2 separate regions of the Mus musculus genome follow, and region 1 is linked to region 2. The links are chromatin loops, found by intact Hi-C in ENCODE. Cell type or tissue: left cerebral cortex. All regions are shown on one strand. Each heading gives the region's core, and the rest is flanking DNA. Links, peaks and the distances in the headings are about the cores only.

The links. Hi-C counts contacts between places; a loop is a spot of excess contacts. Peaks named below come from ENCODE experiments on the same cell type or tissue, not always from the same donor. Only the 100,000 strongest peaks of a DNase experiment are listed, where the experiment ranks them.
Region 1: a loop joins it to region 2, with 2.2 times the contacts of the local background. A loop is called at or near these places in 13 of 42 quality-filtered maps.

The regions. Positions count from the first base shown.
Region 1 is chr5:90,236,242-90,252,583 of GRCm38, forward strand. It overlaps Ankrd17 (ankyrin repeat domain 17), which reads right to left. Exons shown (of 34, transcript NM_030886.2): 28 at 14,134-14,283; 29 at 6,623-8,253; 30 at 2,698-2,910. Among named protein-coding and RNA genes, the nearest start is that of Cox18, 20 kb to the left of the region's middle. In left cerebral cortex, for the core only: no CTCF peak of the experiment used is centred there; no DNase peak of the experiment used is centred there.
Region 2 is chr5:90,282,297-90,298,638 of GRCm38, forward strand. Ankrd17 (ankyrin repeat domain 17) reads right to left here. Exons shown (of 34, transcript NM_030886.2): 4 at 16,244-16,342; 5 at 15,691-15,838; 6 at 13,289-13,522; 7 at 10,906-11,000; 8 at 8,652-8,889; 9 at 6,942-7,133; 10 at 6,288-6,397; 11 at 4,953-5,040; 12 at 3,540-3,667; 13 at 3,192-3,335; 14 at 2,745-2,847; 15 at 555-1,307. Among named protein-coding and RNA genes, the nearest start is that of Cox18, 66 kb to the left of the region's middle. In left cerebral cortex, for the core only: a CTCF peak has its summit at 4,479 (motif pointing left); DNase peaks (open chromatin) are centred at 4,477 and 7,784.

The sequences.
Region 1 (16,342 bases), core at 5,481-13,480, 44 kb before region 2:
AAATGGGCCACCATAGCAGGGGTATAGAAAACAGTACAGTTGGGAGCTATACTGACTGAGGAGGCCTGGCTCAAGGGGTTTCGGAGGGGAAGAACATTAGCACTGTTGAGTAGAGATCTTTCATACGCTATTCTCACAAAAGAATGAAGTTTGGTTTTTTTTTTGTTTTGTTGTTGTTTTGTACTTGTCAAAAGAATCTGCCTGAGAAGTTTTGGACAAATTTCACTGGCCGATAGCCTAATTCTGACTTTTCAATAGGTTAATAGGACTTGCTCTCATTCTGCACTACAATGAAAATGAGAAGGCTGGGGAAAAATAAATGAAAATTTTCAGCTTGAAAAGGAGAACCAGGGAATTTAATGATGGACCAAGGCTGAAAGAGATTAGGAGAGGTTTTATAGATAATGGAATAGAAGGAGTGGTGCCTCAGGGCCAGCCCCCACCTGTAACCTTCCTGCTTGAACAGAGAAAATGCAGGAGGAAAGCAGAGCACCAGATTAATGCAAATGTAACTGAAGGGCAAGGCCAGGTCCTACCCTAAGCAGGCAGTAGGATTTGGTAGTTTAGGGCAAATGTGGTTCTGGCTTGCGAACTCTTCCTCCAGGGTTAAGAAAGCCATAAAGCCAGGTGTGTGGCCAGGCCAAAAGAGAGAAGTCGGTAACAATCAGAAAGGTTGGGAGGGCAGACTGATTTAAGTGCTTTGACATCATATTGGAGTTATGAAATTTCATTTTTGATTTTATAGGGGGCTTATAATTGCCTTGAGTCAAGATTGCCTTGAGTCTCAGAAGAGACCTTGGACAGTTAAATAGTTTTGAGACTGAAACTGGGGAATTTTGAAGTTGTATTAAGAGTATTTTTGTATTCTGCTGTGGCCACAAGTCTATGGGGGCCAGGGAGAAAAATGTGGTTGTGTGAGAATGGCTCCCACAGACTCTTATGTGTCTCCAGTTGGTAGAATTGTTTGAGAAGAACTAAAAGTATGGCTTTTTTGAAAGAGGTGTGACACTGGTGATGGGCAGAAGTTTCAGAGGCCCACATCATCCCCATCTTAGTGCACGCCCACCACATCTCTCTCTCATGCTTGTAGATGCAGTCTGAGCTGTCACCTCACACTCCACTGTGTGCTAGCCCACCTGCAGCCATGCTCCTCACCAGTGGTCATGAACTCTAACCCCCTCAACTGTAGGTTCCCTAGAGATTCTTTCTTTTGTAAGTTGACTTGGTCATGTTGCCTTCACAGCAACAGAAAAGTAACTTGGGACAGTTGTTCCGATGCAAAGCAGTATCTAAGTCAGTGAAGTCTAGCTTAGGAGGAGAAAAATCAGTGAACACCAGGCTGCTACACACAGTACTTTCCACATGACTATAAAATACTAATTGGAAGCAATTCCTCATCATCTATCAACAGGATTGTTGGCATTACACAAGATGTAGTTTTGGTAATGACCATCTAATCGTCTTAAAATAATGGGGGTGAGGTATACTGGAGAGTTGTCTCACAGCCAAACACAATAGGTTTTGTTTGTTTTTTTGTTTGTTGATATAGGTGCTGGCAAGTCTTTAACTTACCCTCCCTCTGTCTTAGCCTTGCAAGCCTAGAATCTGGGGGTATACACTATTAACACAAACTGGGATACTTTTATATGCCCATTAGAAATTGAAGTTTTTAAATATATTACTAATAAAAAATAAAAGCAGGGTGGTGGTGGCAGTGCAACCCTTTAATCTAAGCACTGGCTAACCTGGTTCACAGAGTGAGTTCTAGCATAGCTAGGTATAAACAGAGAAGCCTTGTTGCAAAACACCAAAACCAACAAAAAGCCAGGGGATGGGATCTGAATTTGAAACCAGCCATGACTCCAGCTGAGCTCCTGGACAGTCAGCACTACACAGATAAAATTTAAAAGGTGTGGAAAAGTTTTTGTTGTCTATACAGACAAGTGTTTCTATTTGCATTAGAGACCGTTTTTTACATTATTGCCTAAGTGCTTGGCAATTTACTGAGGCTGTCTGAAATACAAATTCTCCTACCTTGGTCTCTAAAGTAGCTAGAATTATAACTATGTTCCATAATGCTAGGCTTTCCAGTCACATGTTTTATAAAGCTAGAAATCGTTTCTATCACTAGTCGATCTGAAGAATAAATGTAAATTGACATTAAGTAGGTGCTTCACTGCAGGAAAGACACTCTGGTTTCACCACCATTCAAAAAGTAGGTTTTAAAGGATTTTTGGAAGATTTTGCCTTCATTTATGTATGTGTATCACATATAGGCGTGGTGCTCATGAAGGTCAGAAAAGGGAGTCAGATGCCTGGAACGGGAGTTATACACGACCATAAGCCATCAAATAAGTGCTGGGATCAAAAGTGGGTTCCCCAAGAGTAGCAAGTGATCTTAAGTACTGAGCCATTTCTCTAGTCCCAATAAATGGTTTAAAAACTACAAATTTTACACAGACTGTTGAGTTAAAAATTACATTCCTTTCTGCATTAAAGTTATGGTGAGGTTAAAATCTCAAATTTGGTGTGAGTTGCTCGAAGTAGCACAAGATCGTATTTCCAGCTTGTGGGAACTGGAAGCAACGAAGCTGGGGCTAGCCCAGTACACAGGAGAGCCTGTCTTAAAAGCAAATATCCTGTATTTACAGATCTCAAACCTCTTTGCTTTTAAGGATCTGGGATACAGACACTTACCATTTGATGCTGATGAACATGGAGTCAACAAACTAAGTGGGGAAAAATGCTGTCTGTTAAAGTTAGCAGCAGTAGGTGCTCCTCCAAGGGGTGCTCCTCCAAGAGGTGCTCCAGGCCCATACATCTGACCTCCTGAAAGACTTGAGGCAAAGTTTCCCAAATGTGTAGAAGAAGGTGTTACAGAACCATATGGTGTGTCCATGTTGACAATACCTGTAATGTAGAAGACCATCATTACTTACAGCAATTACCCCCCAAGAGAGGGCTGGAAGATGCGTTAATTTTAGAGGGAAGGAGGAAGGGAGGGAAAGAGAAGAGAGAAGAGAAAAAAAGAGAGAACTTCTTAGCTGGGTGTGGTGGCAAATACCTGTAATGCCGGCATCTGGGAGATAGTCAAGAGGGTCAGATTAAGATGATCTTTGGCTACATAATAAATTCAAGGCCAGACTTGATGTAAGGGAGACTCTAACTCAAAAACGGGCACACTCACGTACCGGGAATCTCACAAGGTCATACACGTCTATAATCCCAATGGGGTGGAGAATGGCCACAATTCAAGTTTGACATCTATAAAGAAAGATCCCTTTCAAAAGCATTCCCTCATAAAAAGAGATGAACAAAAGGATAATATGAATGAGGGAACAATATTTACTAGTCTGCATTCTGTTCTTTAAACAATCTGTTTATGTAAGAAGAGCCACAGGCTTGGAGCTGGAGTTGGAGCTAGCTTAGCAGTGAGGAACACTTGCTCTTCTTGCAGAGGACCTGAGATTGGATCCCAGCACCCAAAGGATGGCTCAACTATCTCAGCTCCAGGGAATCCAAGTGTCTTCTAACTTCCCTGAGCAACAGGCAAACATTGGTGTACATATATGCATGCAACCAACACACACCGGAAAACAGTATCATTCATACTAGTAATAAAAAAGATATAGGCTGGCAGAGGCAGGGCAATTTATGTGACTTTGAGTCCAGCCTAGTCTATATAGTGAATTCCTGGGTGGCAAAAGCTACACAGTGAGAATCTGTCTCACAATAAATAAAAATAAAAAATGTGCCGGGCGTGGTGGTGCACGCCTTTAATCCCAGCACTCGGGAGGTAGAGGCAGGCGGATTTCTGAGTTCGAGGCCAGCCTGGTCTACAAAGTAAGTTCCAGGACAGCCAGGGCTATACAGAGAAACCCTGTCTCGAAAAACCAATAAATAAATAAATAAATAAATAAATAAATAAATAAATAAACTTAAATAAAAAATGTGTAGTATAATGCTCTTACCTGTGTGCAGCAATGCACTACATTTTATTTAAAGTACGATTCTTTTTGAATCTTTTTGAATTGTATGTTCACGAGTATTTGCATGTCACATGGTCTCTGTCCATGTATTAAATATAAAATTAGCTATAAATAGTATGAGAATGAACAAAGATAGCTATGGTAACACTTTACTTAGAGAGCCCATGGTGTGGTGGCACAGGCCTATAATACCAGCTCTGGTAAGGTAGAGCCAGGTTCAAGACCTGCCTGTGCAAGACCCTTGTCAGGTGGACCAGGAAAAGCCCATCTTAAGAACAAAGAAACAAGAAGGGAAGGAAAATCAGTAGTTGTCAGGGTACACTGTACATTGGTAAAAGCATTTAATCCTTCCACTGAAGAGGCAGAAGGTGGAAAGACTCATCAGATTTCAGAGTCAGCCTGGACTAGCTAGCAACAGGCCAGCCAGGGTACACAACAAGGCCCTTCCTCAAATAAAAAACAACAGGAATCCCCCATCACTCTACCCCAGCCTATGTGACTACAGTAAAACCTGTAACTCTAGAACATGGAAAGCTGAGAAACACACATTAAGAACTCTGCTGGTAGTGGAGGAACATGGCTTTAATCCCAGCACTCTCAGAAAACAAAATCCAACCCCCAAAATAAAACAAAATATTCCTTAGAATATTTGTAAATAGGATCAGATCATGTAAACCACAGACTATATAGTATGTCCATCTCTCACGTAGATTTTCTCAATTACTTGACCACGATAGTTTCACTAGTTAAAAAACAAAAACAAGAAGTGAATGGGTGGGTAGGGGAGCAGGGTAGGGAGGTCAGGGGTCGGGTATAGGGGACTCTCGGATAGCATTTGAAATGTAAATGAAGAAAATATCTAATAAAAAACTGAAACAACAACAACAACAACAACAAAACCCAAAAAACCCAAAACCCCAAACCAACCAACCAAAAACAAAAACAAAAACAAAAAAGGGACAGGATCTCTGCCAGGTGGTTGTATACACACTTTTAATCCCAGCACTTGGAGGCAGAGGCAGAAGGATTTCTGAGTTCAAGGCCAGCCTGGTCTACAGAGTGAGTTCCAGGACAGCCAGGCTACACAAAGAAACCCTGTCTCAGGAAAAAACAAAAACAAAAACAAAAAACAAAAACCACAAAACAACAACTACAACAACAAAAAAACCAACTGCCAAATACTAATTACTTCTTGAGTGTACATGCTATAGTCATCTAAGATATTTACATGAGAAACTACAATTTCTCCTTTATGAATCTAAAAAAAGTGAACTTAAAAAAGTATAACAGAATTAAAAACTCTTTAAATCCTCTGTAAATACCAGTGCTGTCAAAAAGAACTTCCCTTAAAATAGTAATGTTCCATAATTTTCCTGTCCAAATGGTAGCCAGTAGTCCACAGTACTTACAACTTGGACTAAGAAGATGAAAGTGTTATTTTTAGACAGGGTAATACCTACTATGCAGCCCTGGCTGGGAAGACCTGCCTGCCTCTGCTTTCCAAGGCTGGGATTAAAGGTATTCACTACTGTACCTGGTCAATTTTCATTGTTAAATAGAAATGAAAGAAGTAGCAAATGGCTACCACATTAGAAGGTGTAGCTGGACATCTTTCTCATATTAAAACAAAGACAAACGGAAATGAATTCCAATTTAATAAAATTGCCAGCATCTCTTTATTAATGTAAAACCTTTGTTTTCCTTCCTTCCTAGACAGGATCTCCTGTAGCCCTAATCAAGATCGGTATGTTAACACTTCTGGTCTTCCTACCAACTCCTTTCCACATGTTGGGACTGCAGGCATGCATCACCATGGCCTTTACTGGCTTTTTCCAAGTTATACTTTATAACTTGGACTTGGTGTGGGTCTCTGTAAAGGTGGCCTAAAACCTGGTGCTTTGGAAGTATCTGACTGATGGAAAGGATCTGAATTTGGCAAATACGAGGATTTTCCTGACAGCATAGATTCTGGTGTTCACTGAGATGAAATAACAGAGGTATGAACATTAGTAAGATTATCAAACATTGTGCTAAAGGGCTACTCTTCTTCAGCCTCTCAATGTTGGTTCCATTCCTCAAAACATCCCGTAACCACACCCTTCCCCACAAATACAAACTTCTTTTTCAAAGCAGGGCTAGGATGAGGAGAAATGAGACCTATTAACTTTATAAGGTAAATTCAAGACAAAATTTACTATTAGCTTTGAAAAGACTTTAAAATAAAAGCACTACACTAAACAAATGCACATGATACAACAGTGTATAAAGGGACTAAAACCCTCTCACACTTGGGGTCTACCTCACTGATAAAATAAAGTGCTCATCCAGCATGCATAAACCAAATGGGTACAACCTCTATCACCAAAAAAGATAAAACAAAACTCTCTAAGGCTGGGCACCACAGCAAACACCTTGAAGTCAAGGCCAGGCTCCTCTACAGTCCTGATTCTAGGCCAGCCAGGGCTACACATAGTTGAGACCCTGTCTCAGAAACAATAGCAGTGCACAACAAAAACTCTTCTCTATACAGGTAGCCTATACACAGAGCAAGGACATCATAAAGTAGCCCAAAATTTTTGTATCATCTATGTCAAGTAGTAACTACATAATGTCAAACAAATAAATACACTTACCTGAGGGACTTGGAGCAGGTCTCTGTAATGGTGGCCTAAAACCTGGTGCTTTGGAAGTATCTGACTGATGTAAAGGATCTGAATTTGGCAAATACGAGGATTTTCCTGACAGCATAGATTCTGGTGTTGACTGAGATGAAACAACAGGTCCTCCCCAGAAGGCATGAGCATTAGTAGGGTTGTTTTCAAACAATGTGCTAAAGGGCCCAAATGGTAATGGGGCACTGAAGTTGGGAGCAACAGGCTTATTTGCTGGATGTACTGAATTCTGACAAGCACTTTGTGTACTTAAGGTCGAAGGTAGCTGGACAGAGGAGGGGACACTATGAGGTCTTTTAATGTGATTGACATTGAGGACTGAAGCAGATGAACTCTGCACTGGAGCTGGAGTCTTGTGAGGGGCAGCTGTGGCATGAGAGGGTGGTCTAATAGCAGGGGCTTCCATTTTAGGAGGCTGGGAGCATCCCATTTGTGTCTGAGGCATAGGGTACGTCACAGGCGCAGTAGAAGGCACCGCCACTGGAGCAGAACTTGTTGCTGTAGGAGGAACAGTCATTCTCACATCCGGGGAAGGAACCTGAGACTGCTGAAGAGGGGGTCTTGGCTCCTGAGGAACAGATCCCGGAGGCTGCTGCTGAGTGGAATGACCTGATGAGCTCCCAGAAGAACTGCTGCTGTGTGGGGGTCTGCTATTTGCAGGTTCTACTACTGGTGGACTGCTTGCTTCCTGTTCGGAAGCAGATGCCCCTTTATTTGGGGATGCTGATCCACAATCCAAAGGGCTGTTTCTAGAAACCCCTCCTGGCTGGGCTGGTGGTGATGGGGAAGATGGGGATGATACTGGATAGTGTTCTTTGGCAGTAGGCATAGGATATGTGGCGTTTGTGGGTGCGGTGCTGTTGTTGCTTGCTGTAGTTGTGACTGTTGTGGTTGTGGCATTGGATGTCTTCACAACTGTGACAAAAAGCTGCCTTCTGACTGAAGGAGAACTTGGACTGCCATTTGAAGTTGTACCAGGCACCGCTGAAGCTGATGAACTGGCTGTAGTTGTTGGACTTGAAGTTAGAGAACCTGCTGAATTCACCTGAGAACCACTGCTATTCTGATTGCTATGGCGAGGCACCATGTGAGGCTTAGGCGAGTTAGTAGCTCTGGCAGGGCTCAAAGGCCTGACAGGAAAAGGACCCCAAGTGGACTGAGCTGGTGGGAAAGTACCTCCAAAGTGGGTCATGGGCAACCGTGGTGGACGGATCTGCTGGAAAGTCTGAGCAGCAAGCAAAGCGTGTGCAAACTGTGGAGGAGGATATGCTAATGGAAGAGAAACTGGAAACCCAGGCCTCACATTATTCACAGGGTTCTTAATGGTTTTGTGAGTGGATGCAGAAGAGATGGCAGGAACGGTGAGTGCAGTGGCAGTCTGAGATGTCGACGACAGAGCTACAGTTGTCATTTTGATCCCCATTAAGGAACTGTTAGCAGCAGTGGTGGTAGGTGCTGAGGACCCGATTTTGGAATTTGCTGTGGAGCTTTTCAAACGATTCTTTGGAATAAGTTCATCAATTTCTTTGTCTGGATCCTTGATCAAAGCATTGATCAACTGAGTTGCTTGTCTTGTTGATTCAGTGCCACCCCTGCATGTTGATCAACAGATAAAAAAATGGCCCCCAAATTAGCCTTAATTTCACTACTTTCTAGTAGTACAGTCTATCATTCTCATGTAGACATTTACATGTATGCATGTATAAACACACATTAAACAGGTAAACCAAACACACACACACACACACACACACACACACACACACACACACACCCCTTAAGTGACTTAAAAAAAAGATTATGTCCACATGTATAACTGTTTAGACAGTTGTAAGCCACCAAGTAAGTGTTGGAAACCATGTCTTCTATAAGAGCAGTAAGTGCTCTTAACTCCTAAGCCACTGTCCCAGCCTCTATTTTATTTTTAAAGAAAAAAAAATCTTCCCATTGTTTCCTTAGACTAAAATGTTATTTCTCCTATTGTAACATGATTTATCATTAGGAAACAGATTATACATAAAAGCTTGTGTGGCCTACAATAATATTTTGAAGATAAATATACGGTCAATAACTAGAACTGGTACTCAATGCCAATAGTACCAGCAGAAGAATGATCTGTGAGTTCCAGGCCAGCCTGAGTTACTTACTGAGAGCAGGCCTTAAAAGAAAAAGGGGAAAAGAAGGTAAGCCTAGAGTGTTGGTGCAAGACTTTAATCTTAACACTTAAGACATAGCCTAGTAAAGAGTTACATAGAAAGCCTGCCTCAAAAAGGGTGATGAATATTTAAAACAATCTTATTAAAAAGTTGGAATTGGCCGGGCAGTGGTGGCGCACATCTTTAATCCCAGCACTTGGGAGGCAGAGGCAGGCGGATTTCTGAGTTCAAGGCCAGCCTAGTCTACAGAGTGAGTTCCAGGACAGCCAGGGCTACACAGAGAAACCCGGTCTCAAAAACAAAAAAAAAAAAAAAAAAAAAAAAGTTGGAATTGTAGCTCATTGGTGAGAATTTACATTCAATTTTTAACACTGTAAAATCAAAAAACAAAACACCAATGTTCAAGTAAACATGAAACACTTTACAACTAAGCAAGGGAAGAGGATTTGGTCGTTGATCTTAGTATCTGAGATAAGTTTACTGCCTAAATGGCTTCCCTATGAACAGCATTGGAGGACAACCTCTCAAAACAAGTGAGGAATTCTAACAATGCCAGCAACAACAATGACAGCAAACTAGAACGTTGGCTCTTCAGGAAAACGCCCGATTTAAGTTTACATATGGAAACCTCAAGAACAAATGACCCAGAAAGGGTATTTACTTGCCTTTCCTCTGGATTCTGCAAGTTAATCTAGCAGAGGAAAAGGTGAAAATGAAATGGATTAAATGTCTCCCTACTTTAAAGAAAAAAAAACCTGTAAGTCCTAGTATACACTCAGTTGAAAACCCACTTTTCCTTCCCTCCCTCCCTCCCTTTTTCTTTCTCTCTCTCTCTTTCCTTCTCTCTCTCTCTCTCTCTCTCTTAAATAATTTATTACTTTTTATTTTATGGGCATTGGTGTTTTGCCTGCATGTCTGGATACCCTGGAACTGGAGTTATAGACAGTTGTGAGCTGCCGTGTGGGTGAGGGGAATCGAAACCTAGTTCTCTGGAAGAGCAGTCAGTGTTTTTAGCTGCTGGGCCATCTCTCCTCCGACCCTACCCTGAGAACCCGCTTTTCAAAATGTACTTATACTATAGCTATTTTAAGTACAGCTTTTGCATCCTTATAATGTCGTAAACTGTCATCTTTATTCTTGGAGTATTTCAGCAGACACACTTGTTGAGTTTTCAGGTTAAATATTTACACTGCCACTACTGATTATGTTACATTAATAAGTTCAAATTCTAAGGATATCATTTCACAACAAAAATCTATAAAGTAATTGAGAGAAAATAACTCCCTGCTTTAAAATGTGTAAGAAATTTATTACTCAAGAATCTAGACAAATTTTTAACTATCTCAAATTTTTATAACATTATTTAAAACATATCATAAGAATGTATTCATTAGAAAAAATCCTGAGAATAATATTCCCAAAGACTCATACTTTGGGGGATGGGATGTGTATGTGGGGGATAAGGTCTCCCTACAGAGCTCTGGCTGTCCTGGAAATCATTATAAAGTCCAGGCTGGCCTTAAACTTAGAGTTCTGTCAGCCTGCCTCTGCTGAGATTAAATACCTGTATTACAACTCTTCTAAAACTATAATCTTTTAAATACATAAAGGCTGAGGAGATGCCAGTGATGGTTTGTTTATGCTTGGCCCAGGGAGTGGCATTATTTGGAGGTGTGGCCTGATTGGAGTAGGCGTGTCACTGTGGGTGTGGGCTATGACCCTCACTGAGCTGCCTAGAAGCCAGTATTCTGCTAGCAGCCTTCAGATAAAGAAACAGGACTCCCAGCAATGCCTGCAAATGCCGGCCTGGATGCCACCATGTTCCCGCCATGATGATAATGGACTGAATGGACCTCTGAACCTGTAAGCCAGTTACATGTTGTTCTTATAAGAGTTGCCTTGGTCGTGGTGTCTGTTCACAGCAGTAAAACACTAAGACAGAAGTTGGTACCAGGGACTGGGGTACTGCTGTGATCGGCCTGACCATGTTTTTGTTTGGAAGAATGTAGATTTTGGGACTTTGGATTTGGAAAGCACTGGAATGCTTTAAGTGGGTCTTAATGGGTCATCCTAGAAGGAATGTGGAAGACTTTGTTGCTGAGAGTGGTTTGAACTGTGACCATCTGACCCACGAGGTTTTAGTGGAGAATTTCAGTATGTGGCCTAGAGACTGTTTTTGTGGTTCTTTGGTGAATGTGACTTTTTTTTTTTTTGCATTGTCCTAGGAGTCTGCCTGAGGCCAAGAGATTTAGATTCCTTTGAAAAAGGAAGTCTCAAAACAGCCTGGGGTAATTTCTGTTGTATGGTTACTAAAGTTCACTCTTATGAAAAACATTTTAATGAAAAGGAACAAGCTGAGAAGAAAGGACAAATATAAAATATATGGTTGGAATATTAAAGGGGCACTCAGAAGTAAAATGGAGCTGAATCCTGTGTTCACAGATAGTAAATGAATTAAGGGAGTAGTGAGTGACCTTGGAGCAAAATCCACCCAGCTAAGTTTAGGGCCAGGCATGGAAGTACACACCTTTACTCCCAGAAGAGGAAGACAAAATGTGAGTTCAAGGTCCAACAGAGCAAGTTCTAGGTGAACAAAAACTTAAATCCTGGCTTGGTGGACCACACCTTTAATCCCAGTGTTTTAGGAGAGAGGCATACAGATCTATGAGTTCAAAGTTAGTTCTCTGAGTTCAAAGTCAGTCTACAGAGCAAGTTCCAGGACTGCCAAGCTTAGGCAATGAAGGAGTTGGGAAACAGAAAGCTGGTGAAAATATAATAGAATACAAGAGTAGGCCATGTTCCAGCCCCAGCAAAAAGCAGAACTCAGCAACTTTGGTTATTTGGCTCTGGCTTTAAGAGTCCAGAATAGAAGAGACTACTGGATTAAATGATGCTGGTTAGCTGGAGATAAGAAATTAGTGGTGAGGGGGCTAGAGAGATGGCTCAGAGGTTAAGAGCAGTGGCTGCTCTTCCAGAGGTTCTGAGTTCAATTCCCAGCAACCACATGGTGGTTCAAAACTATCTCTAATAAGATCTGGTGCTCTCTTCTGTACTGCAGACATACATGCAGGTAGAATGGTGTATTTATAACAAATCTTAAAAAACTTGAATTAAAAATAAATTAGCTGGGTGGCACACACCTTTAATCCCAGCACTTGGGAGGCAGAGGCAGGCAGATTTCTGAGTTCAAAGCCAGCCTGGTCTACAGAGTGAGATCTAGGACAGCCAGGGCTACACAGAGAAACCCTGGAAAAACCAATCAATCAAGAATAGAATAGAATAGAATAGAATAGAATAGAATAGAATAGAATAGAATAGAATAGAATAGAATAGAATAGAATAGAGGTGATTAAGAGACCAGCACCACTAAAGTGAAATCTTCTGGGAAGTGTTTTCTGAGAGCACAAAGAAGTTGTGATCCAGAGATTGTCAAGGTATTTTCCCCTGTTGCAGCTGTCTTTTGGTAATGTGTAAGAGTCACCCAGGCGCTACTGGTTTTGAAGGCATGAAGAGATCATGATGAGCAGCTGAGGCCTGGCACTGAGAGAGTCCATGGAAGGCCACTGGTGAAGGTTCAGCCCTAAATGCAGTTTGGCCCAGGACTGAAGGGGTCATGCAAAAGAGTTGAGCTTTGACACTAAAAGGAGAGCCTGTGAGAGGCTTTTGGTGAAACCTAGTTGTAGTGGAAGACCCCAGCCAGCTTATTGGAGATGCCAGTACCACAGGATGATCATCAAGAACAGCAGCAACAGTGGGAGTGGATCAGCTGGAGGTTATAGTGCTACAGAGCACAGAGATAGTGACGCCAGCCCTTTGGAGGAGCCCAGAAGATCATGTGTGGATCCCAGACACTGAAACAAGAAGCTGTGATACTTGGAGACCCCAAAATGTTTGAGATGTCAGAGCCATAAGATATCTCCTGAGACATGCTGCTAACAGGATGTGGAACCAGTCCAGGAAAAGAGAAAGGGCCTGGAGATGTGAAGACCACTTTGACATCAGACATAGAGATGCAGAGTCTGGAGTTTGCCCAGCTGTTTTCCTGTCTTGATTTGGGTATTACAGTTAAGCGATTGGGTGGATCTCAGAAGAGACTTTTTAAATTTTTTATTATGCTGTGGCTAGGTATGGCCCCCCCCCCATAGATTCATGTGTTTGAATAAGTCTATGGGGACCAGGGAATGGAATGTGATAGTTTGTATGTGCTTGGCCCAGGGAATGGCATTATTTGGAGGTATGGCCTTGTTGAAATTGGTGTGTTCTGCTGTGCGTGGTGGCGCACACCTTTAATCCCAGAACTCGGGAGGCAGAGGCAGGTGGATTTCTGAGTTCGAGGCCAGCCTGGTCTACAGAGTGAATTCCAGGACAGCCAGGGCTATACATACAGAGAAACCCTGACTTGAAAAACCAAAAAATTGGTGTGTTCCTAGCCGGGTGTGGTGGCGCATGCCTTTAAACCCTGTCTCAAAGGGGGGAAAAAAAAAATTGGTGTGTTCCCATGGGAATGGGCTTTAATACCCTCATCCTAGCTGCCTTGAAGCCAGTATTCTGCTACCAGCGTTCAGATGAAGACGCAGAACTCAGCTCTGCCTGCACCATGCCTGCTGGATATTACCATGCTCCCCCACCTTGATGATAATGGACTGAACCTCTAAATCTGTAAGTCAGCCCCAATTAGATGTTGTCTTTATAAGAGTTGCCTTGGTCATGGTGTCTGTTCACACAGGAAAAGCCAAACTAAGACAATGTCTTAGTGGATAAGAGTGCTTGCTGCACAAAGTATAAGGACATGAGTTCAAATCCTCAACAGCCATCTAAGAGCTGAATGTATATAGCCCACATAAAAATGACTATAACATCCGCATTATTCATGGAAGAAGATCCTGGCAACTCCGGCCAGTCAGTATAGCCCAAACAGCAAGCTTCAGGTTCACTGAGGGGATATTCTTCTCTGGCAGTGTGAGTGTACATACAATAACTTGTGCAACACACACACACACACACACACACACACACACACACACACACACAGATACACTACTCCCCTACTCAAATGGTTCTTACTCTGTTGAGTTACAGTACAAAGAAAACACAAAACCGGGCTGGTGAGATGGCTCAGTGGGTAAGAGCACCCGACTGCTCTTCCGAAGGTCCAGAGTTCAAAATCCCAGCAACCACATGGTGGCTCACAACCATCTGTAACAAGATCTGACTCCCTCTTCTGGTGTGTCTGAAGACAGCTACAGTGTACTTACATATAATAATAAATAAAAATTCTTTAAAAAAAAAAAAGAAAACACAAAACCAAAGCTTTACCTTATAGTTATTATCCGGTCTCCAGTCTTGTCTTTTTGCTTGTCAATATCTATGTGTGCACCAGTACATTCCCGAATAGCATTGATATTACAGCCACCTCTTCCAATAACTCTGGATATCACAGTTGATGGAACAGATACTTTTTTTGACCTGTTTAAAAGTTCAATCAACAATAAATTAGTAAATTAAAACATTAGTGGTTATAATGAAAGTAAGAAAGTTTTACTATTAAGGTTTTTTTGTTAATTATTACTATAAATGGAGAATTGACCTGCTAAATAAGCTTATATTTATTCTTTTGATTTTAAATACTGGGTAAATACAGGATCTCAGTATGTATCTTTGGGTGGATAGAAAAGTAGATATTGGCCTGCCTCCAATGTTAGGATTAGAGGTCTAAGCCACCACACACCAGCGTTTTATTTATTCTTAATCCAGATAAACAAACCTTTTGTCGAGACTGCTATAGACTATGGTGACTTTGGAAGTTAGACTAAATGTACTTTTTTATTATGCTGTGGCTAGATATTGCGATTAAAAGGTCCCTTTAATCCCAATAATCTGGAGGCAGAGGCAGATGGATCTTTGATTTCTAGGCTAGCCTGGTCTACACCCTGTCTTAGCCTAGCATTTCACATCTTGTTGCTCTCTTGACTATCATCCTATTAATCCCTGAAGCATATACTAGGTAGGTATGTACTCGGCTACTGCAAATTCTTGTGATACAAATTAACAGGGATGGTTAAAGGATCTAATTTATCCTAAAGTCCAAGAAAGGCATTTTGTAGGCACTTCTATGTTTGACTTAATTATTTCTGGTGTTTTATCTGATATATAGTTCATTGAACTCACATGAGGGGGACAAAAAGCCTACTAGAAATTAAAAGAAGAAAAGCCACCTAAATTAATCTGCCAAAAGCTGGAAGTTGGTATCAGGAAGAGCAGTGTTAATCAGTGGGTACCACTTGTGTGGACTGCGTAAGAAAGACTGTAGCCTAGCTTGGCTTCCAAGTCAAACAAGCTTGTCTCCAACTCTCCAGTTCTTAGACTATAGGCATGGATTATCATGCATGGCTTTGCAAAATTACAAGGACTTTTTTTTTACATTGTATTGCAAGGCAACCATGTGTCATATGAAACTCACAGGACAACTTGGAAGAAATGGTTCACTTTATGTGTGTCTATATGACTGACTGCATATCATGTATGGGCAGGTGCTTGTAGAGGCCAGAAAAGGATGTCTAATGTCCTTACATGATGGTTACACAGGCAATTGTGAGCTGTCCCCATACGGGTGTTAGCAATTGAAAGCAGGTACCCATAAAATTACAATTTTATTTGTATGTTGTGAACAATGAGGATCTCAACACTCAAACTCACTATGTAGCTGAGGATAACATTAAACTACAGATCCTCCAGTGCTTCCATTTCCCAAGTGCTACCTGGCTTGGCACATTTATCTTCAAACTGGTATATAACCTGGGGAGATTGTTCAGTGGTAGCGCACTTCCCTAGCACCTGGGAGGCCCTTGGTTTTATTTTATCACCATTGCTGAAAAATAAAAAGGCCGACATAAGTTCCTAACAGTAGCTAAAGAGAACACTTCATAAAGTCATAGTCTAGCTGGACATGGCAGTAATCTCACAACTCAGGAGGTAGAATGAGGTGGTTTTGATAGGTTTGGCCCCCACTGATTTGTGTGCTGAATGCTTGGCCATAATTATGGAGTGACACTTTGTGAATGGTTCAAGCTCTGCTCAATGAAGAAGAAAAGTCTCCTCTTGGTTGCCTTTGGATCAAGATGTAGAACTCTTGGCTCCTCCAGCACCATGCCTGTCTGCAAAATTGCCACGATGATAATGGCCAGCCCCAACTGAAATGTTTGCTTTTGTAAGAGTTGCCTTGCTATGGTGTCTCTTCACAGAAACAAATCCCTAAGACACAGAGGCAGAGACAGGGCGATCTAAGCTCCAAGCTACCCAGAGCTACACAATCAGACCTTGAATTAAAAAAAAAAAAAAAAAAAAAAGTATGTGTGTGGGGGGTGGGGAGGCGGGGGGTGGAGTTTGAGAGAATAAGCAATAATGTGTTGACACATGCCTGTCATTTTTATTTTGAGGACTTAGGAGGCTAAACCCTGCCTCAATAAATAGCCCTATGTGGTTATCCTAGAAAAGCACCGAGGTGAGGACGGAAAGATCAGAAGTT
Region 2 (16,342 bases), core at 3,243-11,242:
TTGTCAAAGTGTCTGCTTTGATTGTTGTTTGCTTGTCTTTAGCCACCATGAAGCTTGGTACATTAGTATAAAAGTTTTGGGTTTTTGTTCAATCACAAGTAGACTTCCTAATATGTCCTACTACCTTTGTACCTAGATTTTTATCAATTTCCCTTTTATTGGTATGAATACAGAAGCAAAAATGCCAAAACCCAACCCGTGTTCTGAACTTAAAGTGGAAAAACAAAACCAAAAGTAAAAACCAAGATTCAACCCACTACTGAAAAACAGATTCCCAGCCATGACAGATTTGTTCATTTACAGTGTATGAGCTAATCTTTAATTTGACCTGTAGCCATCTGAGAACTATTTAATGTAGTTTTTCTAAAGACATAATGGGTCAAGAGTCCAAAAAAATACTTCTCAAGTTGAATATTGAGCAATGTTTTTTTTTTTTTTTTAAAAAGGAAAAAAAAAAAAAGAAAAAAAAAGAAAAAGAAAAAAAAATGCTGGCACACTCTTACTCGCCTTAAGCAAATCATATTTGATACCTGCTCATAACAATATAAACCCACCTGCCATGATGTCATCCAGCGTGTCATTGAGGGTCTGAGCAGGGCTGGCTACCATTAACCCTTGTTGTGTTTCAGTGAGAATTCCTTGCCCCAGCCCTGCCAACTGTGCTTGGCCCAGTACTGGCTGTCCAACTATCACTCCTTGAAGTTCTGTAAGATTTGCGATGGACCCTGGAGGCAAGGGACCCGTTGCCAGAGGCAAAGCTTGAGGCATCGCCAGAGGCTGGATTGGTGCAAAACCCATCTGAGCAGCAGTCTGCTGGGGTTCATCTTTAAGCAAAACAGGATCCACTTGCTGTAACCGTGCATAGTCTCCCTCGGAAAGCTGCTCTCCAACCCCAACAGAAGTAAATAGTCCCAGATGCTGGCAAGACTGTTGCTGCTGCTGCTGAAGCTGAATTCGTTGAGCTTTAACTTCTAGATACTGTTTTTTAAGCTGCTGCTGAGTTTTCAGTTGTAGCTCTCGCTCTACTTTCTGCAGCTCCTCCAGAATCTTTTGCTTCTTCTGAATTTGTTCCTCCCTCGTTTTGTTCAGCTCCTCGATCTTCTCCTTGGTGAGTTGGTCAGCATGAGCCAGCTCCAAGGACTGCAGCTGTGCATTTTTTTCTATGGCTTCTTTTATCCTCTGTTCCAGTTCTGTTAACTTTCCCTGAGCCTCTTCTACAATGCTCTCTGGAGACTGATTGGTGATGTAACCCTGTACATCCTGGCTGTTTGCTGGCAAATGGCTGTTGGACTTTTGTTTAGAAGCAGCTGTGTGAAAAAGAAACCCCCTCAGAAGTGCACGTGAATGGCATCCTCATTACAGAGTTACTGTTGGGAGGGTTAGTGCCAACAGTTATGCACCAAGCTATCATATCCATGAAGGTGAAATGTACTTTTAAGTAGTTAAACACAAGTCCACCTTCTCTATCATAAATATAGAATGTATGTATTTTATGTGCATAGAGTAACATCTGGAAGTAAAGTTCAGAATTTTATAAATACCACAAGGCTAAAATTAAGACACTAGAGGGATGTAAGCTGTGACACCTAAGTGGTGCAGTTTACGTCAAGTCTAAGGCTACGTGTAGTATTTCATATGGTCAGATGTAACAACTCATCATAAGATCAGAAAAATGATTTTCCACACTTAATAAAATAGCTGTGCCTTTTATAAACACACACACATACACACAAAGAGAACCCAAACCACTGAGATGTACCAAGAAATTAAAATCCAACTAAAATATATGTCTTCGTTGGGACCTACCATCTATAAGACTGACAAAGGAAAGAGATAGAAACTCGCATATTCACACAGCTGCCTAGCCAATAGAGAACTGGGATTTAGTGTCCCTGGAAGAAAAGATGCTAGACTACGCCATCCTCTGTTACCGTCTGACAGCCAGGAAAACAGACTGGTCTGGCTAACAGGTTTAGAAACAACCGAAAAGAATGCCAAGACAACAGGCTGCTTGTAGTGACCGAAAAGAGCTGCTAGGAACACATAGCATACTTGTTGGTAAAAGAACACAGGTAGCCAAAACCAAGATGCAAAAAAATAAAAAAATTAAAATTAAAATTAAAAAAAAAAAATCACAATTTCTTCATGTAAAACTTTTCAAAGGAAAAACTGACTTAAACTGGTAATTGGGGATATACTTAAGAACAGGCATGGTATGACATATACAAGTCAAAAAAAAAAAAGGACCTTGGTATTTTAAGATATAATGAATGTATTACATCTTACATATCTTTGAATATTAGGCTGAGGAAAAAGTATCTAAGATATAAATCTATGTTAAACCAGCTTTTACATTGAATTTTAATATTTGATCCAACTTCTTAATCTTTATTGCCTCATGCCACTACAAAGAGTTAGGTTTGGTTAGTAGTCAGAATTCCATCAAAAAGAACCACCTGAATCTCTTCTGAGTTTCTCTTAGCACCTATTTTCCCTCCCAGAAACTTGCTTTTTCTCATTGGTTTAAAACAAACAACAAACAAAAAGACATTAATGATACCAACTTAAGAAACTTCCTCGTTGGTGAAAATAATTTTTAAGGGCTAGTTTTTGTTTTCTTACTTTCACCTGAAAAACATTACTGATTCCAACTTAGTAAGTGCATTGCTCTTGAAGAGTAAGGGCTGGTTATTCTTTTGTTTTCACCTGAACATGTAAGAACAATCTTTAGAAGTATAACTGACCTTTACTCCTAACGGGAAGAGTAGCAGCAAGGTTGGCAGGTGGTTTGTCAGGCTCCTGAGGTGGGACAACCATGGGCAGTGCTTGAACTGGTACTCGAGGTGCCTAAGGAAAAAGGACGACAGTCACTCGTTAGTGCTCGATCTATTATCATGCTAATAAACTGCAGAACTGTTAAGAATATGTAATATCCATTTCAGACAATGACATATTTACAAATTACTTTCCTTATTCTTTGATTTTTAAAAAGTGACTATGAATTGAACTGTTATTCCTGATCATAATTTAAAGAGGAAAACATAATTCTACCAATCCAAAAATAAAATGTTCTACTAGATATACATTCGCCTTGACATAATTATACAAAGAACGTTAAAAACAATAAAAGTTTAAATGAAAATTATTTAAATGCTAAAGGAAATATGCGGTGCTTTAGTTTTGAATCTTACCCTATTTAAATCATGGGATGGGGGAGTTAGCTGAGTGACATCTGGTGGAGGGGCTGCAAGTAGATTATTGGGATAGTCTAAAAGATAGCAAACAACACTCGTATGGCCACCCTTTGCTGCTTCTATCAACATGGTTGAGCCATCCTAGAAGAATGAACACACAAGAAAGCAGTTAGGTCTCAGATACACTTAACTTAAATAGCTAATACAGGACAGTTGTTTTTGCATTAACATCAGGTAACTTAATACTCAGAGTGTCATTACAGGTATAGCTTATATATGATAATTTTATTATGTTCAAGATGAAGAAGTTTTCATGATGCTGCCTTAAGTACTTGAGTTACCTACTTTTAAACGGTGAGTAGGGTCTGCTCCATGAGCCAAAAGTAGTTCTACCACTGCCAAATGACCTCCTGCACAAGCCAGGGACAGTACAGTATGATCATTATTAGCTGTGGTTCGATTCACATTTGCTCCTAAAACAAAAATGGGAGGAGGGGGGGAGGGGAGAACACATTAGTAGAATTACATGTATATGTGTGTGCCTATGTGTGATTATGTGCCTCCCCCCATGTGCATACAGAAGACTAAAATTGGTACCCACTGGAGCTATAGTTACAGGAAGTTGTGAGCTACTTCATGTGGGTGCTGGAAACTGAACTGCAAGTGCTCTTAACCACTGATGCAGTCTTTCAGCACCAATGGTAAGATGCTAGATTATTTAGTGTTTATGCTTGCAAGCAAATATATAGGGGTGTACATGTGGCACGGTGTGCGTGTGGAAGCAGGACAGCTCGTAGAAGTTGATTTTCTCTTTCTTGCATGTGGTTTCCAAGCATCAAACTCAGGACTAAGCAGAAATACCTTTCCTCCCTGACTCATTTTACAGGCTGAGGACTATGAAAAAGGAGATAATCATAGACTAAAGAAAATGGGACAATGAAACCTCACGCACTCATTACTCAGTCTCATTAATTATAAACAGCCTCTTGTGTTTCAAAAACTTTCTTTTCTCTCCTATACAAAATTATTCTGAAGCAAATCCCCTGAAAATATATTTCTTTCATAAAAGATTTAATATGGGGAAATAAAGATAATAAAAGGTTGTGTTATACCAAAGGCAATTACTATGTTAAAAAAGTAAAATACAGGGACAGAAAAAAAAAAAAAAAGTGGCTCACTCAATGGTTAAGAGTACTAGACTCTTCTGGGGAACCAAAATTTGCTTCCCAGCACGCACACCAGGCTTCTCACCTATACCTCATGCCCTCTTCTGGCAGCTATGGGCACTGCACTCATGAATATAAACCAAAGGCAAAAACCGCATATACATGTAACTTTAATTCACAGAAATAAAATCTATTTTCAAAATGACAAACACAGTATTCTATGGTCTAAATACATTTAAAAAACTCACAAGGAATAAAAAGACCAAGCAATGCTTTTCTCCCATCTTTCTGTATAAAGAGGAAAGAGCAGGTAAGCTTTTCCCTCAGAGAGTTTGAGGGCTGGTCTATAGAGAGTGAGTTCAAGGACAGCAAAAGCTACATGTGTTTCCAAAACCCTTTCTCCAAAAAGAGGGGTTATTTGGTTTATAGTAGTTCACAACTAGTATATATGATAAGTTTATTACTAATGTGAAGAGCATCCTTCTCCATGAGATGTAACAACCACAAGATGTTCTTTAGCCTTCCAATGTCAACATGCCTTAGCATACATATAGGAAGATACTTCACACAGAATCCCTCTACATAAGCTTACCTTTGCTAATTAAGAACTGGACTGTGCAAACATGACCCGCTCTTGCAGCTTTCATTAAAGGAGTTCTTCCACCTTCTGACTCATGTTCCTGTTTTAAAACAAAAGCATAAAAACCAAACCAAAACCAAACCAAACCACAGTTGATAACTAAAGCCAATAGTCAATTACTCTTTTCATGCAAATCAAAAGGAAAAGTGGGCTTACTTTTGAGCATATCCCACATACATATATGCACACACACATATAAATATTTCATGTAATGAGCAAACTAAAAAGAATATGCTTTCAATTAAAATAGATATGTGCTATTGTAATAATTTGAAGACTAAAGTTGGTGATTACACACACCTGTAATCCTAGATACCAGGAAGTAGATGGTCAACCTACTTCCGTATCTCAGGTATGCACTGGATATGAAACTCCTACTTTAGTCTTCTGAATGCTCAGATTATAATCTCCTCAAACACATATTACTTTTTAAAAGAGAGTTTCATGTAGTGAAGTCTAGTCTTAAACTCCCTATGGAATTGAGGTTCCATTTGAATTCCTAAGTGCTCCAGTGAGAATAGCTCTTCCCTTACACAAAGGAACTTGACAACTTCTAAGCTCTAAGACTTCCTCTGACAAATTTTTTTCCAATTATGCATCTCTTGTCATACCATTTCCAGGCCTCCCTTTCCAAACCCCACCCAGCCAGTAACTACATCAAATAACTAGCTACACCTTCTGACCTTTCTTACTTTCTGTGCATTCCCTATGACATTTCTTAATAACCAGCATTAAATGAACTTACAATATATTTTACCTTTCTAAGTAATTTATGTATATAAATACTGTTTCTTTTTCAACATTTTATGGTGCTTTTTATACAGGCAATTTTTTCCCCAACCTACAAAGAAATGCTTATAAGTCACATTTGCCTTAAATAAACAACTAAGGAAAATTAATTTGTAGAACTATCTCTAGCAGAAAAAATTTCTGCATAAACAGGAATAAGATTAGTGAACTGAATAATACTACAAAAATAAGAACAAAGACTAAAGACTAAATAATGTGTAAAAACAAACAAAAACCAAAAACCAGACTGTGTAAATTTAAATAAGGAAAAAAGCTAACAAAGGTAGGAGAAATATGTCTTTGAATTGATTTCTTGGTTTTGTTTGATTAGGCAGGGTCTTACCATGCACTGCAGGGAAACCTTGAACTCAGGCAGCCTTGGCTGCCCTTAAACTTTTATGCATCTTCCTGCTTTAGCCTCCGAGTACATAGGAATGTGCTACGATGCCTTAACTCTTTCCTTATTTTACAGATGAAGATTTAAGGGACAAAGCTTACCAGATCTGCACCTGCCTGGAGTAAGACGTCTGCTACATCCGTATGGCCATTTTCACAGGCATATGTTAAAGCTGTGTCTCCTGTTGCTGTCGTTGCATGAACATTAGCTCCTGTAACAGTTACATATGATTACTTTTTAAAAATGAACATAAACCTATTTCTTCATGATAGTCCCCATCTCCTAAATCAGACAGAATATCCATATCCATGTTTAGAATGAGCACACTGACAGCCTCTTTACTAGAGGGTGTGAGGGAAATCTGCAAGAAATGGCTCAGCTGGTAACACCACTTGCTGCCAAAGCCTGACCACCCAAATTTGGTCCCCCAGCCTACATGAAGGAAAGAAAGCTAACTCCCACAAGGTGTGTCCTCTACCCCTTAACATATGCACAGTGAGTGGCATGTCTACCACAAACAAAAAAAATTTTTTTGAAAAAAAAAAAAAGTTAAAAAATACTTTAAAATTCTACTTAAAAAGAAGTTAAAATTGCAAGTATTTCCTATGATAGGTAAATTATTCAGAACATACACGAAGCATATCCTAACTTTTCAAAATATATTCTATGTACCAAAACAACCTAAACATATTTGGATGCTGTGATACTTATTTACATCATACAATATATTCCCAAATTGAAAACAAAAAGCATACCTGCAGCTAGTAAGTATTTCACTAACTCCAAGTGACCTTCTTGAGCAGCTTCCATCAAAGGAGTAGAACACCCTAGTTCTATATCAGCCCCAGCCTTAATCAGAAAGTCTGCTACTTCCAGAAAGCCTCCACAGCAAGCCAGGGTCAAGGCAGTTTCTTGAGTTTCTTCTGTCTGTGCATTGATATTTGCTCCTAAAATAAAGATTCAACTTAAAGGAAGTTCATGCATTTAATCAGATACAAACAAAACATAACTGTTTTCTAATGAAATATATCTAAAAGAATAGAGATATCTCTTCCCTACTCTTGGAAATAAAAAAATAAAAACAATGTACATTCATTGAGTCTGTGTTTGATAAATGCAGTTGTTATATCTGTTTTAAAAGGAACCAGTAATAACTAAAAGGAGTCATAACATTACCCAAATCCCCTCGCATTAAGAGGGTAGGTGATAAAGATACTTTACCAATTACAGTATCAATTGATACAATGTCAGTTACAGTAGCTAACATTTATTAAGTCATTACTATTTCCTGGACACTATTCAAAGTACAGACTGTGAAGGTACATTTATATACATAATTTGAACTTAGAGGAGGGGCAGTGTTGGAGAATGAACCCATGGCCTGCCATATTAGGCAAGTGTGAGCTGTTGGGGGGCAGGGGGAACAAGTCCTTGAGAACATTGAGTAAGTACTACATCCCTGAGCAACATATCCCTAAGGCCTTATGTTGGTTTTATTTACAGCAGCATTTTACATAAGGCTGCACAAGCTGAAGTTAATTCTCTTAATTGAATTACCATAGGCAACATCATTACCATCATTACTCTCACCACACCAGAGTTGATTTTAATTAGCACCATATGACAAGCACTGTTGTAGGAGCTTCCTGAGCCACCCCCACAGAAACAACTGACTAAAGTAACAAAATTACCACACAGTGTAAATGACTCACTTTTAAAAAGAATCCACTTTTCAAAAATCTGTACCTTAGAGTTCTAGTCAAAAGAACCTATACATAAAAACAAAAAATGTGCCTCCTTGTATTAAATGGATCAGATTTTACAATGTTAAAAAATACTATTGGATGAAAAATAAATCTAGTAGGAAATTATCATCTAAATGTAAGGTATTTAAACTACTAGACCACCTTTCTTTTTCCAGAAGATCCTCATGCTATGAGAAACAGTTTCCGATGTACCTGTTGGTTTTCTGTGTTGTCTTGCTTTTCCTAGAGTGTCACCATATAAGCCCTGGTTGGCCTCAGGCACCTATCACTGGGATTACAGTGTGTAATCCTCATCTGGCCTGCTGTACATTTCATGGCTTAAACCTCCACAGCAGTGTTCCCCATGCTCCTCCATCGGGCACTGGTTCTATCACACACTTACTTATGGGGAAGTGTTCTACCTCTAAAGATTTCCCTCATTACATTCAAGGCTTCAAGAACTATACCTCATATTACCCTAAGAAAATTGTCCATTTGAACTTGATTTTTGTTTGTTCTTTTATTTTCTCATAGCACACAATATTGAAAGTTCTACATTGAAGAAAGTTCTACATCATTTGTTTAAACAGGGTATGTGAGTCATTTTACAGCAGACAAAGCAGAAGTTTGGGAGCAACAGCTCAGTGCAGAAATTCAACTTGTGTTGAAGAGACTTGTGTTCTATAGATTTGTTATTTAGCATTAGCTAGATGTGCTTACCTTGGCCAAGAAGTAACGCCACCATTTCTTCATGTCCTTCACGAGCTGCCTCCATCAAAGGAGTATAACCTTCATCATTGACCTCTTCCAGGCTAGCTCCTCTTTCAATAAGTAAGGCTGCAAGTTCCACATGTCCTCCACATGCAGCCAAAGTCAATGGTGACTCAAATGAATCAGCTGGCATGTTCACTTGAGCACCACTGTCCAGAAGCAACCTAGCTACTTCAACATGGCCATCCTATTCATAAGCAATTAAAAATGAAATTAAGTTAGCACCATTAAAAAAAAACCTTCAAATTTAAAAATTTCTAAATTATGTATTGACACGAAAGTTTGTTGATGTTCCCTCACACTAGAATAATCTACATCTGACATTTCAGTAATTATATGCTGTGTTGCCAGTACCCTTTTATCGTACAGAACTAAAAACTAGGAGCTTGGGGATTTAAAGCAAATTAGAGAAGGATGCCTGTAATCAAGAAGTGCTTATCAGCCATCAAGGAAGCAATGGCAAGTACATGGATTAAGACAAATCTAAGGTCACAGAGAGCCTGCAGAGCACAGTGGACAATTAACTGATAAGTAACAAAGCTCAGATACAGAAAAGCAAATTTTTCATAAGCTCTTAAGAGTGAGCAAACTTGATTAGGCAGGCAGAAAACAGCATCTCAAACATCGTAGAATACACTGTACCGTGTGTGAAATGAGTAAATGCAATGTGCACATGAGGTTTTGTTCGTTGTTCATTATTTAAACACAAGTGAAAAGAAAAAGAAGGTAGCTTATTACTGGCAACTACATGAGAATTTCCTTTCCACTGTGCTTTCCTTTCAATAACTAGTTTCTTTTAATCCTTCATATACTTCCTCAAGCCTTGCTCTAAAGGTCATATCCACCCTGGCCTAAGAACAAGACATATCTGACACCTCTAATGTCTTATTTCCAAGTAACATTACTATTTTAGCAGTTTTGAAATGCTTTCCATAAATTCAGAGCTTCAAGTTTTTAGCGAGATCTCCCAATGCCTGGCTTCGATTCATGCACCTTTTGATCACATCCATCAGCCCGAACTCCCACCCATTATTTTTTATTGTGACTAATAACTGGGATTACAAGTCTGTCTGTCTGTCTATCTATCTATCTATCTATCTATCTATCTATCTATCTATCTATGCTTGCTATCTATCTATGCTTGCTATCTATCTATCTATCTATCTATCTATCTATCTATCTATCTATCTATGCTTGCTACCTACCTACCTATCTATATTATTTATTGAGACTGAGTATCAGATCCATGCCCAAATATTTGCATTTATTTGTGATTTTGGTTTTTTTTTTTAAGTATATGTATTTACAGAAAAATTCCTCTGTCTAAATACCACGAATTTTTGTGGTATAAGGTAGTAACAGTGACTGAATTTCCTTATCAGAGAGATTACTGGAAACATCAATATTGTTGCTGTGTGTTGGTCTCTTATGATCCTCATAAGAACGCCAGACAAGGAACTCAAAAGCTCCAAAAAAATTTATACATGCACAAAAGAGAAATTCATTAAAGCAAATACAGGGCTGAAAATAAAAAAGCAATATATAATTTAAGTACTAAATGACAACTGTACAACATTTCTTATAAATCTTCCTATAGTTTTTTTTAGATACATCTCTTTTGTAAAGAAAATAAATTTAAGATGCAAACATTTTTAAGAGTATTAACATAATTTAAATTTCAAAGACAAACTCTATACAATTCTTTTTTATATTTTGCTTTCAAAGATGTGTGCATGCATATGTGTGTGTATGCGTGCATGTATATACACACACTTGCTTTTTTGGTCCTCTTTACATAGTTCTGGCTGTCCTGAAACTCACTATGGGCAGGAGGCTGTCCTGAAACTGATACAGACCCACTGGTTTCTGACTTCTTACTGCTGGGATTGAAGGCAGAAATCTTGTCTGGCAGTTCTTTATAGTTTGACAGAATCTTGTGATATAACCATGGTTGAGCTGGTACTCACTATATAGTCCAATCTTGCCTCAAAATAACAGCAATAATCTTGTTTCAACTTCCTAAATGCTTGAATTACATGTGATCACCAAGTACAACTTAAAAATAATAGTTCAGCTGAGATTCTGCTCCACAATAAAGTAAGACAAAATAAGAGCTTTTGCAAAACAAGAAAGGCTATTTACTTCCCAGTAGCTCTCCCACTCCCAATAGTACGAAAATCTATGTGCATTTTATCCATCTTACCATGCAAGCCTCCATTAGAGCAGTGTGCATTTCATCTGTCTTATGTTCTTGATCAGCGCCTGCTTCCAAAAGAAATCGCACCATCTCTAGATGTCCTAAATCAAAATTGTGTTGGATTACTTACTTATTTTCAAAAACTATTCTTAAAATAAAAGTGATAGATCATTTTTGGTGCAAATAAACAAAGATGTCACGTCCCAACATCTCAAATGATCTTTCTGCCATTTTCAATTATGTGTCTGTACTCTGATTGCAGTGCCCATAGAGAGCAGCAGAAGCTAACAGATCCCCTGCAGCTGGAGTTGTGAGCTGCCAGGCAGGTGTGTTCACACTGAAATCGGATCCTCTGTAAGAACAGCCATCACTCTAGCTGCAGAGCCATCTCTTTGGCTCCTGTGCTATATTTTATGTATTTGTCAAGAGAAGTAGCCTGGGATGAAAATCATTGAAGCTATTACCTTATGAGACCAAGTGCTTAAAATTACAACTAACAAACTGTTCAGGGGACTCTTATTTATAATTTGTAAACCCCATTTATGAAAGTATTGTTAAAACATTGAATTATATGCATTCTTTTATTACTAATACATATGATAGAAATGCACACTTTCAAAGAAACTTCAAAAAGTGACTAAAAAGTAGACCAATTATATATATAAATAGTACTTTGGATACTAACTATGTAAGAGAGTAATATGAACTGAGTTATAATCAATTTATAATCAACTAGAATTAGACCAGAAAGGAAAAAATAAAACAGCCCTAGGCGCACTAAAACAAGACAGTAAGCACACTATCTACTACCTGGTGATTAGGCTGACTATCTCATCAATATATCAATACTCAAGTCTGTCTGTGTCTATATCTTTCCTATCTCGTCAAACTCTCAAGTAATCCCAATAGAAACAAAAGAAACTAACAGAGTTCACTGATCCCTGTCAGTATTCCAGGTGCATTCCACTAGCTTAATTTTCTAACTAGCTTCAAACTAAAGTTTGCACTCAACCTTAGGTGCTCTCTAGAAAGTAGAGTAGGCTACAAAAGAAAGGTAAGAGACAAGATCTGTCACCAAGTGCTCTAGCCAGCTGGGAATGAGTAATGCAATGGAACCAGTACTGGGTTCAAAAGTGTTTGTATAAAGTCATCCAATCAAAGTTCCCAAAGCTTAACTCCTCCAATCCTTAATGAAGAGCAGCCCTTGTGCCTAGGAGAGGACAGTAAGTGACTTCAATTGTGCTGGCTACATGAAAATCTGCTAACATCACACACTCACAATTAAACAATGTAAATCTTAACTATTTACACATCTCAGCATATAACAGGCTGAGCATGTGATCGGCGTGAAAAGGCCCTCAGTGACATGATTACGCAGAGGACAGACCTGAAGGGTCCTTACATTTTGTATCTGCACTTGCAAAACCTTTGTCTTAATACTTCAGATGAAATGGTGTTTTATGACCTAAATGTGCCATGGTATAGATGCAAGCACAAAGTTGCATGGCTCATTTTTAGGTTCTTTAAAGAAAAAAAAGGGGGCTGGAGAGATGGCTCAGTGGTTAGGAGCACTGACTACTCTTCCCAAGGTCCTGAGTTGAAATCCCAGCAACCAATTGGTGGCTCACAACCATCTATAATGAGATCTGATGCCCTCTTCTGCTGTGTCTGAAGACAGCTATAGCGTACTTAGATATAATAAATCTTAAAAAAAAAAAAAAAAAACGGAAAAAAGAAACACTCACTTTATAGTCACATATTTGTCATACCAGTAGAGTATGAAAACTGTGACTCTTTGACTTTTTTTAAGAAATCTCTAGGCCGGGCATGGTGGCGCACGCCTTTAATCCCAGCACTTGGGAGGCAGAGGCAGGCAGGTTTCTGAGCTCAAGGCCAGCCTGGTCTACAAAGTGAATTCCAGGACAGCCAGGGCTGCACAGAGAAACCCTGTCTTGAAAAATCAAAATCAAAACAAAACAAAACAAAAAAAAAAGCAAACAAACAAACAAACAAAAATCTCTTATGTTGATTTCTTGTAGGTGGACATATTTGGCCCACCAAATAATCCATATTCCATATTAGTAATAATTTCACATTGGTTGACATTTAATTATCATGTATCTTCTTGCAAAAGGTAAAATGTTTCCAAAATGGAAAACCATCAAAAAGTGTAACCACATAAAATCATCAGCTTTCTGATAAAAGAGTTGGATTGTCACTTCCATTGACAAAATTACAATGCTGAGACTATACAATATTAAATATTAGTTATAAAACACTTTAAACAAACTTACTCATGTCTAATAACACTATATACTATGTTTTATTGTTAATTTAGAAACCGATTTTAATTTCATTATTTCATTTCACAAAAAGATTTAAATGATACCTTTATAACAAGCTAATGTAAGGGCACTCTCTTTAAATTCATTGGAATGCGTATTGATGCCAGCTCCATTTTCTAGCAGCAATCTGGCTACTTCCACATGCCCAGCACTTCCAGCTTCCATAAGAGGTGTGTGACCATTCTCATTATGGTCCTCAATACTAGCACCGGATTCCAAGAGCACCTTTACAACATCTACGTAGCCTCCAGCACAAGCATAGGTGAGAGCTGTGTTGCCTGTTTAAGAAAACAATGAAAAGATGTTAATATCACTCACAGACACACAAACACAAGCATGCACGTGCACCTCGACCCAGTAAGATGCTTCTGCATGTAAATGGACATACCACCAGGCTGGATGGCCTGAGTTTGATCCTGGGGACCCACATGGAGGAGGAGGAGGAGGAGGAAAGACCTAAGTCCTGGATGTTGTCCTTTGATTTCCCCACATGCACCATGGCACACACATGCACGCACACACATAAATAAAAATAAATGTAAAGCTTTTTCACATAAAACCAATTTATATCACAAAAGCTAATGTGGAAACTGTATCCATAATAAACACTAAATAGATACATATAATTTCATTACTTGGCTGTACTTTCTTTTTCTGAAATCAACTTCCTATCCTCCCTTTCTATTTAAACACAGTATCAAGCTGTGCCTGGTGGATGGGTTTTGATCCCAACTATGAGAAGGCTAAAACAAAAGGATGGAAAACCTAAGGCCAGCCCTAGTCACACTCTGACTCTAAGAGAGCCTAGAAAGCTTGGTTAGTGCCTGGCTTACAATATGAACTAAAAGGCCTCAGACTTAGCTTATTTGGTCAACGCTTGCCTAACAGGTGCAAGATTCTGAACTCAATTCCTTGTAGCACCAAACAACAGAAACAAAATACATGTCAAATAACAGAAAAATCAAATAAACTTATCAAGATTGGAGAACTGACAGATGACAGGGAAGCCAAACCCATGATACCACAACAAAACAGCTACCTAAACAAGACCTGAACAATCAATAATTCTAATAGACACACTAACACTGAAATAAGAAATCTCAAAGGATCCCAGCCCTAGACAAAGAACTGTAGGCAACTAATGACTGCTGACAGAGTCAGCCTTTTCCAAAGCCCTCTAACTGGTTATCTAATAACAAGTGCACCACTAAAATAATACACAGACAACCCACGCTAAGTCAACTCAGTCAGCCATATTTCTGCATCATACATATATTGGTAACATTTAATAATAAAAGAGACTGCCAGTTTGAAAGTGAGTGGCAAAAAAGGAATGTTGGAGGGGGCGATTGGAGGGAGGGACATAAGAGGGTTTAGAAGGGAAATTCAAAGTAATGGAGGCAGGACAGAGAATGTAGAAGTATTTACTTATATTACTTTGATATACTTATATTTTACTTTGAAATTAAAGGAAAAAAAAAACTTTGAGAATTGTAAGTGAACTGTGACTTTCTTTCCTGAAATTAACTTTTTCCTTCCCAAATGAGATTATAGTTAACTTTAATCAGAAAAATGTTTCATAAAGCATTATTTTTAATAAATGGTATTATACCCCAAACCTCTCATATATAACCCATATGCTAACTGATCAATGTCAAATGATTTCATATTTTTATTTTTGGAACATGTTGTGTAGTTCAGGCTGGTCTAAACACACAGAACCTTCCTGACTCAGCCTCCCATGTCCTAGAACAAAAGGCATGAGACAAAACAATGAGCAAAGATTCCCTGCTTAGTGATTAAAAACTCCCCAAGAGATCCCAACTTGGTAAGTAAAAAAGTTTAAAAAAAAATTATGTAGACTTTTATTTAAAACACAACTAAATTTGATTTTTTTAATCCCAAGAAAACTCACAAAATACAATTTCACATAACTGTTAGAGCCAGAGAAACTAGAAATATTTAAGGCTAAAATTGGGGGCCATTGGACCTCTTTTTATAGTTTTTTCATTGGCCACAATTTAGCAAAATTAGGAGAACGTGGTAAAGTCCTTACTGTTCTTCCTATTCTCCCTATCTTGTACTTGTAATAAAAAGGAAGCCAGGTTTTGAGACGTATAAATCATACCTTTCTACAACTACAGAGCAGTCTTTCAAACTGAGTGCTTAAAAAATTAATATATTTTAAAAGAACCTAAGAGTGTCTCATAAACAAAACAGGAGATGTTACTTTATATTATTATAAATTATATGTTAATTGTATAATGTATAATTATATATTAATATAAATTGTATTAAATTTGTATAGTTAACCCTTATAGAAATTATTCAAATATGTAGCACTTCTAAGAAACTGTTAAATCTTTAAAAGGGAATAATCATACAGAAAACTATTATTAAAAGGGAAGCTACAAGCAAATGGAGCTGGAACAGAAGCATGCATGACCTGTTGAAGACTGTGCATTGACATCAGCTTTATGAGCTAGCAGCAACTTCACGATTTTGACATGTCCTCCATTAGCAGCAGCCATTAAAGGTGTGATGTCACCTTTGATTCCCCTGTCTTCCACATTTGCGTGCATTGCCAATAAAACCTTGACAAAGAAAAAAATAGAATCTAAAGATTATTAATAAAATCTGAAAGTTTTCAATATACTTATTTATATAAGACCTACATAAACTCGTAAAATTCCTCAGAGTTAAATATATACAAGCCGTATGTAGCAATGTACTAAAACTAGCTTAATGGACAAAAATTCATTCTTTTCTTAGTAAATGAGAGATTCCTTTCTTTTTTTTTTTTCTTTTTTTTTTTGGTTTTTTTTGAGACAGGGTTTCTCTGTGTAGTCCTGGCTGTCCTGGAACTCACTCTGTAGACCAGGCTGGCCTCGAACTCAGAAATCCACCTGCTTCTGCCTCCCAAGTGCTGGGATTAAAGGCTTGTGTCACCACGCCCGGCTGAGAGATTTCTTTTCAAGGTTTATTTTCCGGACACAAACCTGTGCAAGCTCATAGTACCCAGCAGAACAAGCGAGACAAAGGAGGCTCTCCCCTTCCTCGGTGTGCTCATTCACACTCCGACCTTCAATGAGTAGTTT